Regions from separate parts of the Homo sapiens genome. Here region 2 is linked to region 1. A link is an interaction called in ENCODE POLR2A ChIA-PET data of the cell type or tissue named here. Cell type or tissue: Panc1. All regions are shown on one strand. Region 1 overlaps MYO10 (myosin X). Region 2 overlaps MYO10 (myosin X).

What was found. ChIA-PET counts read pairs that join two places held together with the same protein. Peaks named below come from ENCODE experiments on the same cell type or tissue, not always from the same donor. Only the 100,000 strongest peaks of a DNase experiment are listed, where the experiment ranks them.
Region 2: POLR2A ChIA-PET joins it to region 1 with 12 read pairs; 2 of 35 experiments call an interaction of 5 or more read pairs at or near these places.

The regions. Positions count from the first base shown.
Region 1 is chr5:16,784,750-16,789,749 of GRCh38, reverse strand. All of the region lies in intron 4 of MYO10 (myosin X), which reads left to right. Among named protein-coding and RNA genes, the nearest start is that of MYO10, 150 kb to the left of the region's middle. In Panc1, no CTCF peak of the experiment used is centred here; no DNase peak of the experiment used is centred here.
Region 2 is chr5:16,862,531-16,867,530 of GRCh38, reverse strand. All of the region lies in intron 2 of MYO10 (myosin X), which reads left to right. Among named protein-coding and RNA genes, the nearest start is that of MYO10, 71 kb to the left of the region's middle. In Panc1, no CTCF peak of the experiment used is centred here; no DNase peak of the experiment used is centred here; H3K4me3 peaks cover 748 bases; H3K27ac peaks cover 5,000 bases.

The DNA.
Region 1 (5,000 bases):
AGTGCGGTGGCACAATCTCGGCTCCTCCTCCCAAGTTCAAGCAATTCTCCTGCTTCAGCCTCCCAGGTAGCTGGGGTTACAGGCGTGCACCATCATGGCTGGCTAACTTTTTTTTATCGTATTTTTACGATATGAGGTTTCACCATGTTGGTCAGGCTGGTCTCCAACTCCTGACCTCAAATGATCTGCCTGCCTCAGCCTCCCAAAGTGCTAAGATTACAGGCATGAGTGAAGTCTGTATTTCCAGAACAGAATCCTACTTTCTGGTACAGCTTCCAAACAAAAGGGCTTTGTTTGGCTTGCTAAGACCTTTGGAGTTAATCTTTTAGGCAGTAGAGAAGTTTCCCAAGTTCATCTAACAATTGAAGGAATGATCCGATTTATATTTTGAGAAAATCATGTGGATCAAGGGAATTGATTTCTAAGTAGTGTTATAGATGGCAGCAAAAAGTTTTGTGTAAAGAGCCAAAGAGTGTATATTTTAGGCTTTGTGGGCGAAAGCACCTCTGTTGCAACTAATCAACTCTGCCCTTGTAGTGTGAAAGCACTCAGTATGCAACGCACAGCCTGCACTGTGTTCCAATAAAACTTTATTTATAAAAACAGGCAGCAGGTCAGAGTTGAGGACCATTGTTTGCTGACACATGGGCTGGATCTAGAAAACTGCCAGCCTTGATGTGTGCTGCTGGGAGGCTAGCGTGTCCTGTGCACCAAAGGCCCTGCTCGTATCAGATTCCTTTTCCTTCAGGTGTGTCATGGATCCCTCCTCTCTGCTCACCCGAGGACATTGCTGCATCTCTGAGCCTCCTTGCCCTGGATTCTTTGACCTCTCTCTCAACTGGATTGTTGACGTTATTCAAAATCTTTTAGTATGTTCCATCTTGGAAAAAAATACAAAAGATGCTCGTTTGGTTCCACAGCCTCATTCAACTACTCCTTCGTCTCAGCAAGCTGCCCCCACGCCCCCCACCATGGCGCCCCATCCTATATTTCTTCCTGGCTCTCCACGGCCACTCCTCAGCTTCTCAGTCATTTTTCATCTGCTGTCTTCTCACCCACCTGCGTTTTCTTCTCTGAGTCTGCAGGACTCTCCAAGTTTATACACCCTCAACTTCTCATTTGAGTCCCAGACTTAAGTCCCAGTGCCCCTTAGGTGTCATCACTGAGATGTCTCAGGGGTGGCATGTTCTAAAGTCAGTATCATCTTCTCCCAGAAACTTGTCCCTCCTCTTGTGCCTCCTATTCTCAGCCAGTAGCCTCTCCATCCTACCCTGTCCCAAGCCTGAGATCTGGAAGTGATTCTTCCCCGCCGCCACCAAATTAAGGTAAACTTACACACGGTAAAGTATGCCAGTCATAAGCATCCAGTTTGATGAGTTTTGACAAATGCACAAACCTGGTGGTACCAATTCCTGAATCATCACGCCAGCAAACACTCAGGGGCCCCAGGAGTCATCCCTGATGCCTCCCTGTCACTTGCTGCCCACCCCCTGGCCAGGCCCCTCAGCAATCCTGTCCCTTTCCCTCCAGTCTTTCTTGGGCCTCTCACTTCATCTCTGCTGCCCCCGCGGCCCTTCCCGCATCACCTTTTTGGTCTCCCTGATTCTTCTCTTGCCTCCTTTCTGTCCATTCTCCACGCAACAGTCAGAATGATTCTTTGGGGCCTGGTGGCTCATGCCTGTAATGCCAGCACTTTGGGAGGCCGAGGCGGGTAGATCACCTGAGGTCAGAAGTTCGAGACCAGCCTGGCCAACATGGTGAAACTCCGTCTCTACTAAAAATTACAAAAATTAGCTGGGCGTGGTGGCAGGCGCCTGTAATCCCAGCTACTCGGGAGGCAGGAGAATCGCTTGAACCTGGGGAGGTGGTGGTTGCAGTGAGCCAAGATTGCGCCACTGCACTCCAGCCTGGGAGACAGAGCGAAACTCACACACACACACACAAAAGAACGATCCTTTAGAAGCTTAAATCTGATCATGACACTCTCCTGCTTAGGAACTGTCTTGTGACTTTCCATTGTGCTTACAAAAAATTCTCACAATTTTTAATACAGCCTGTGGCCCCCCATCAGTGCTTTGGGTTTGTTTTCACATTTTCATTATTATAGTTAGAAAGTTTTTTTTTTTTTTTTTTTTTTTTTAAAGCAAAACAAAACAATATAAGCTCCTTTTGGTTAATCTGAATGCACACATTTTTGCCAAAGCCTGTGTTTGTGTTGGCTGGCCTGCTGGCACAAGGCATAGAACTGTAATTGCCTTGGGCTAATGAGGACCAAGTGGAACTGCAGGCTGGAGGAGGAGGAGACGGGTTAGACAGAAATGTACTACCTGCAGAGTCTGTGACCTTGACATTAGTATCTCGGGACATCTGGCATATTTCTGGGTTTTAGCAGTTTGTGAGTTATTTAATTATATTTCTTCTTTGCCCTGTTGTTTGTAAAACACTTCCACAGCCCAATATATGAGTAGACACCACTTACCTCCTGGTAGAGTCCTATCTGAATTATGTGAGGCTGCTTTCCAGAGTAGCAGTTCTTCAACCTGGCTTCATAGTAGAATCATTCAAAAAAAAAGAGAGACAGGGTCTTGGGTCTCGCTCTGTCACCCAGGCTAGAGTGCAGTGATGCAATCTCTGCTCACTGCAACCTCCGCCTCCCGGATTCAAGTGATTCTCCTGCCTCAGCCTCCTGAGTAGCTGGAACTACAGGCACCCGCTACCATGCCTGGCTAATTTTTGTATTTTTAGTAGAGACGGGGTTTCACCATGTTCGCCAGGCTGGCCTCGAACTCCTGACCTTAAGTGATCTCCCTGTCTTGGCCTCCCAAAGTGGTAGGATTACAGATGTGAGCTACTGCCCCCGGCCAAAAATTTTTTTTTTTAAATAAAAATGACAGAGTTCTACACCCACAGGTTTGGACGAGGGACCTATTAGGTGATTCTAATATGCAGCCAGGGTTGAGAGCCACCACCGTAGAGCTCTGTGCAAATCTGAGGGTTTTTCCAAGTTTTACTTGCACAGCTTGAGTATCCCTTATCCAAAATGCTTTGGGCTAGGCATATTTCAGCTTTCAGGTTTTTTCCAATGTTTTTGGATTTTGGAATCTTTGCATTATACTGGTCGAGCATCCCTCATGTGAAAATTTGCCCCAAAGAACCCCAAAGAACATTTCTATTGAATGTCATGTTGGCACTAAAAAAAAGTTTCAGATTCTTGACCATTTCAGATTTCATATTTTCAGATTTAGGGTTACTCAGTTGGTGTAATGCAGATATTCTCAAAATCCAGAATCTGAAATCAGAAACACTTCTCGTCCCCAGCATTTCAGATAGGAGATCTTCCACCTGTATAAGAGATTGACAGAGATTGATATCCATGACTTGGTCCATTTCCAGCCGTATTTTTTCTCAATGTGTCATACACTCTTGAAGCATCTTTATGACGACGAGAATCCTGGGTTTTCTTTCTTTGACCAAGCCTCTGCTGTAGAGTTTGAAGAGTATCGTATCTTCTCCATAATTGTATTTTTGCCATATTCGGTGAGCCAAGGTAGGCTGGCTGCTATGACAGACAGCCATCAAATCTTAGGGGTGTAACACAGGGATGGTCTATTTCTTGCTCCTCTCCGGCCCCTGGTGGGTAGGGGAGGGACTCGAGTCTACTCTGTAGGCTTCTTTGCTTGGGAGATGTACCATCTCTGAGGACACTTAGGTGGCAAGCGGAAGGTGGAGCCCAGAGGACTGTGAAGGGGGTTTTTAGCTACCAGGCATAGAAGTGGCTGATAGCCCCATGGCTCAGTTGTTCAACTGGCTACACTTGGTCCCCTTGTTACTGCCTGCCTGCCGGGTTTTTTGTTTTTTTGTTTTTTTTAATTATTTTTTTGAGATGGAGTCTGGCTCTGTTGCCCAGGCTGGAATGCAGTGGTGTGATCTCCATTCACTGCAACCTCCACCTCCCAGGTTCAAGTGATTCTTCTGCCTCAGCCTCCCATGTAGCTGGGATTACAGACGTGCGCCACCACGCCCGGCTAATTTTTGTATTTTGAGTAGAGACAGGGTTTCACCATGTTAGCCAGGCTGGTCTCAAACTTCTGACCTCAAGTAATCCACCCGCCTCAGCCTCCCATGGTGCTGGGATTACAGGCGCAAGCCACAGTGCCCGGCCTCTGCCTGCTGTTTTTACTGCAAGGGAGTCTAAATGTTTTCGGCTTCTGTGTGCCCGAGGATAAAGAGGTAGGTTGAGGAACACATAACATTGTTTCGGCCTCACCATTTTCACTAGACAACTTAACCTTCTAGTTTTTGTTTTAATAACTCAGCCACCAACAGCTGTCGCGTCAATATAGATATGTTTTAAATATGGAAGATGATTTAAATCGTTCCTTGAAACTGTCTCTCTTGGTTTCTGTGAGTCATTCTGTGCACTGTTGTTGAATGCCTCCCCCGTGCCAGGCACTGGGCCGAGCAGATGCCAGTTATTCAATGTATGCTAAGCTCTGTACTGGGAAGATTCTGGTGGCTGGTAAGGGAAACCCCAACTAAAGGTGGCCTAATTTATGCTGCCTTTTACTATTTCAGACTACATGAGGCAGGGCAGTTTCAGGGATGTGGATTCAGCCCCCGCCCCGGCTGGGCTTGCCTCTGATTTTCTTGGCTTTTGCTTTATGATTTCAAGACAGGTTTAGATCGTCAGATCTTTGTTGTCTGCCGCAAAAGGGACATTTCCGCCCAGTGTCGTGTGTGTGCGCGCAAACCTCCCCTAGGAGCCCACAGTACCCTTGACATTACGACATTATGTCTTTGTGGAATCGTGACACTGGCCCCTGCCCAGGCCTGTCGCTAGCAGAGCAGGTGAAAGGACTGTGGTTGTCTAGACCAGTGGAGATCCCTGGGACCCCTGCACCCAGCCCGGCATGTTGGCGTCATCTCTGAGTCATTTCTTCTCTTTTATTACATGCAATTGATTCACATTTTTAGCAAAATTCCTCTTTCTTGATAACGTC
Region 2 (5,000 bases), 78 kb before region 1:
TTCACACACTTTCCACCCTGTCCAGCTGGTTTTCTTTTGCTCCCCCCTCCCCTTCCCTTTGCCCCTATTGGTGTCGTTTTTATGTCCCTTGAATGCCTTGTGGATGTAGGCGACCTTTTGACCTTTTCACACCCTCCTGTTCAGTACACCATCTGCACACACTCCTGTCTCCCAGAAAAATCTTCCGCAAGCCTGTTGAATGCAGGAAAATGGTCAGTAGGGGACAGCCTGGCGGGTCTGTCCTTTGGAGCTGACCCCAGGAATTATTAGGAAGAATTGGGCAACTAGAACCCAGTGACTTCAACTTGAGGAGGACCGATCTGAGTGCTGAAGGGAAGTGGCAGATCTAGACATCTGAGCCAAGGGAAAAATCTTATCTGAGAGCCCAGGAAGGCCCACACGTTCCAGCAGCTAGGGAAGCTGCATTCCAGGCTTCTCACGCAAAGCCAGCTGCTGTGCCAAGGCAGCTGCCCGGGTGCGCAGGAGCACGGTCCCACTGCTCACTGTGAACTCTTTCCTTGTATGTGGAGCCCGAGGGAGACTGAGTGAGTGGCAGCTGGCCCGCTCTCCAGGTCGGGCAGCTGGCAGGAGGGGACCACCTGGGGTCCGGGAGGGCAGCTCCAGGTTCCCGGGAAGAGCGGCTGTGGGTGGAGACCAGCAGGGAGGCAGTAAATGCGTGAGGTTGGAGGAAAAGGCAGTTGGGGGCCACATTTATAATGCAAACATAGTGTGGTTAGGATCTAATGACTCTCAAAACCAAACTCAGGGACAGATAGGGTTAGATTCTTTTCAGTCAGCTGGCCTGGACATAATTCCCTTGCTTTTTTGTCTTTTTTTTTTAAATGTATATTTTTATCTTCATCATAAAGTGGAGACATCTTACCCCTTTTTCTCTCAAGAGGAAAGAAACAGGAGGTCATTTGCATCATGGCTGTAGCCCCTGAGTCTTACATGTCTCTTGTATTGCAACTGCTGCCTCCAACCCAATTAACCTCTGGGTTCCTGTGAACCATATGAAATTGCCGTTTCTAGAGGCCATAAAGGGTTAGAGATCGGCAATCACATATGGTTCAGCCTAATAGCAAGTTAATGGCCCTCCATTTTAATGTGGTATCTTTTAGCTTATCATTGATCTGTTGTTCATGGCTCAAAGATAGGATTTTTCTGGTGACTCTTCTGTCTGATGACAGTATGGCTCAACAAAATACAAATGTTTTTCCGCAGTCCAGTTGAGAGGCAAAGCGTATCCCTAAAATAGTCTGCCAGCTTTAACGCTGGTGCCGTTGCGTATGTGCATTTGCTCACAGCTGTAACATTTGTATTCCTTTTGGGGTTTTCACTTTTTCTGCTGGGTGTCTGAAGGATTTGCTATTACTAGTTTCTTCGGCAAATACCCACGTTTGAATTGAAAGGAAAATGAATAAATACACAATTTTTTTTGGACTAGAGCTTGGGTTTTCCTCTATTGTTTTGTGTGTGTGTGTGTGTGTGTGTGTGTGTGTGTGTGTGTGTGTGTTTGGGTAAATAAATATGACATAAAACTTACCATTTAATTTTAACAATTTTAAATGTATTAGTGGCAGTAATCACATTTATAATGTCGTGTTATCACACCATTTCCAAAACTTTTTCATCACTCCAAACAAAAACTCCGAGCCTGTTAAGCAATAACTCCGTTTGTTATTTATTTTTTACTATTATTATTATTATTATTATTATCGAGACGGAGTCTAACTCTGTCACCCAGGCTAGAGTGTAGTGGTGCGATCTTGGCTCACTGCAACCTCCACCTCCTGGGTTCAAGCAAGTCTCCTGTCTAAGCCTCCCGAGTAGCTGGGACTACAGACGCCTGCCACCACGCCCGGCTAATTTTTGTATTTTTAGGAGAGACGGGGTTTCACCATATTGGTCACGCTGGTCTTGAACTCCTGACCTCAGGTGATCCACCCACCTCGGCCTCCCAAAGTGCTGGGATTACAGGCATTGTAATTTATTTTTAAACTGCTTTCCTCTTGGATACCTTTTTTGTACTGTTTTACAAAATAATAGCACATTCGAAAGTATGGTTTGTATCTTTTCTTAAGAAATAGACAACGTCAAGAAAGATTTGTTGAGACTCAGCCCCAGATTCTAGGAATGGAGAATCCGATAGCCCAGCTTAGATCTGCTGAGGATGCCAGACCGCTGAGCCCTGGCCACGTGCTATGAATATCGGGGTGGGTGGGCTATCCCTGCATGCGGGTGAAGGGTCCTTCTCTGGAGGAAGGTGGGTTGCACAGCCACCCTAAAAGTAAAGGGAAAGAGGACTGTGCTAGTGATAAGTGACAGATAATTTTTTAAAATCCGATGTATAGTTTTTGGCTTCTTTTTTTTTTGAAACTTTAATAGTGCTCCATCTGTTATTCTTGGAATTCACTTCAATCAAAACAGTTGCAGCTGTATGAAAAAGACAGCATTGAGCTGGGAAGCTCTTCAATTCTCTGTGCTTTTCCCACATTTTGCTGTTGCTCCTGGAAATACCCACCTCTGAGATGGACACTAAACACCAGCCTACAGAGTTCCTTAAAATCAGCGGTCTATACTCCAGAGATTGAACACCACTGGGACTTTCATTCTTGCTTTCAAGACCAAGGAAAATGCAACTTGTCCAGCTTAACTTGGTTTTGAGTTTAAGAATCTTTTCTGCTCTGGAAGCCACGTGGTTCTGACTCCCTAGACCTCTTCCAAGAATTTGCTTTGGCATTTTGTGGCTCAAAGATGGAAAGTCAGATGTTTCCATTAATTTTCACTCTGGGATTATAGAAAGAAAAAAAACTCGTCTGCTTGTTTATTAGCGCACTTAGCTCCAGGCTAAACATGTGCATGTTTACAAATCTGCACAGAAAGCTCATTTATTGTAATCTGGGAGACTCTCACTCAAGCAGGCCACGCTCTTGTCCTTTCTCCTGGGAACCTGGTTCCTACAGAGATGTCTGTCTCTTCTGCCTTCCTTCAGGGATAAATGCACGAACGCAAATATGCAGGCTCTAGCTGAATACACAAGGCTCTGAATACAAGGTGTGTATTCACACACCTATTCAGGCCCCCTTTCAAAGAGCCACCACCTGTATCATGTGTGTGTGTTAGATTTTTTTCTGTCTCTCCTCACCAAGGTCTCTTAGAATGGGGACTTGTCATCAGCACCTCGGAGCCGAGCCTGGCCCAGAGAGGCCCCTTATAATGAACACTGAATGGATGAATGAAGCTCCATTTGTAATCAGCATGAAGCCAAATAAGTCATCAGAATGGCGCATGCTTCATTAAGACTGTGATCATATGGCATTTTCATAAGGAAGTTACAAGTCTTAAAAGGACCACAAGTGACAAAAAAAAAAAAAAAAAATAGCCACATAGCAGAAGAATCATGGTGGGAGTTTTTGTTTGTTTGGTTTTGGAGACAGGTTCTCACTTTGTCACCCAGGCTAGAGTGCAGTGGTACAATCTTGGCTCGCTGCAACCTCCGCCTCCCAGGCTAAAGCAATCCCCCCACCTCAGTCTGCCAAGTAGCTGGGACTGCAGGTGTGTGCCACCAAGCCTGGCTAATTTTTGTATATTTTGTAGTGATGAAGTTTTGCCTTGTTGCCCAGGCTGGTCACGAACTCCTGAGCTGCAATGATCCTCCTGTCTTGGCCTCCCAAAGTAATGGGATTACAGGCATGAGCCACCGCACCTGGCCCGGAGTTTCACTGTTGTTTCTACTCTGGTAGTGTGTAAACCACTCAGGCCCTAGGGCCAGAATGAAATGAAGAGGGTAGAAGAGAGGCTTTTTCAAGGGAATTCTTTGACTTAGTAACTCTAGAAACATATTCTGTTTTCATCTCTCGGGGTGAGTGTTGAGTTTGGCTCAGAATCTTATTTTAAAGTATGGCATTGTAAACCCTGAGATTGTTGTTTGTATATTTCAACAGTCATATTGAAACCATTTACAGTGGCAAACATTATGAGCTACGTTTGTGTTATAGGAATGTGGGCTATGTGAGGTGTTGTAGACCTTAGCTTGCCAAAGGTACACAGCATTTCTGTTCTGTTACCCACCTTGTTCCCAGCACCACTGAAAAATCCATGGGTGAGACCAGGAGGTCTCTGGGGCCTGGCCCCTTTAAGTGAATCCAGCTTATTTCTGACCCTTTTTCCTAGAACATGGCTTTTGCCTTCCCACCCCAGCCCCTTTGGACTGAACAGCTGGGCTTCTCCCCAGTGGGTGGGTGGATGGGTGGGGAGGGGATCAGATCTGTTAGGACTATTTACTGGCCCAGCGAGGTTCTAGCCGAATGCACATGCATTAAATATTTTGCAAGGGAGAGCAAATGGCCTGTGCCCTGGGTCGTGACCTTCTTTGGTTTCCTGTTCTCCTTTGGGTCCATTTGTTGATTTTCTTCTTAGTGGATCTTCCTAGACTTTGGCCTCCTTTTTCCTCCCTGGGTCTGTAGACTACACCTCTTCTTCCCAACCCTTAGAATCTGTCTGTTTATCTGGACTCAAGCATGCCTCTGACCGGCCTATCCTTCCAGTCTTTGTTTGACTTCCAGATTCCAGACTCAGCTTCTAGGTAGCTCAGCCCCCTTAGTCCTGTGTAAGCCTGTTGTATGTCCAGATTTTTCCCATGACTGGCAAGCCTCCTGGTCTTGCAGTGCTGGTGTTGGGCACAAAGAAAAGGGCTCATGTTTGGTGCTATTGACCCCTGTGGTTGCTTTCGATTTTGTGGTTAGCTTTGAAAATTTAAATTGAAGGTAAGTGGGCTACTGTCTTGTATTTTTGGTCCCTGTGAATACTGAAAATAATCCGCTAATTAATACTGGATGCTAAGCTCCGACCAGGCAGTAATTTGTGACTGGAATAAAATAGAAAACGGACGGAATCAAACGTAATTCTTTTATTTGAATGCTTAAATAAATACTATGCTTTTGTTGTATAATAAAATTATATTTATTTTAACAAAGTCATATTTTGTGAAAAATGCG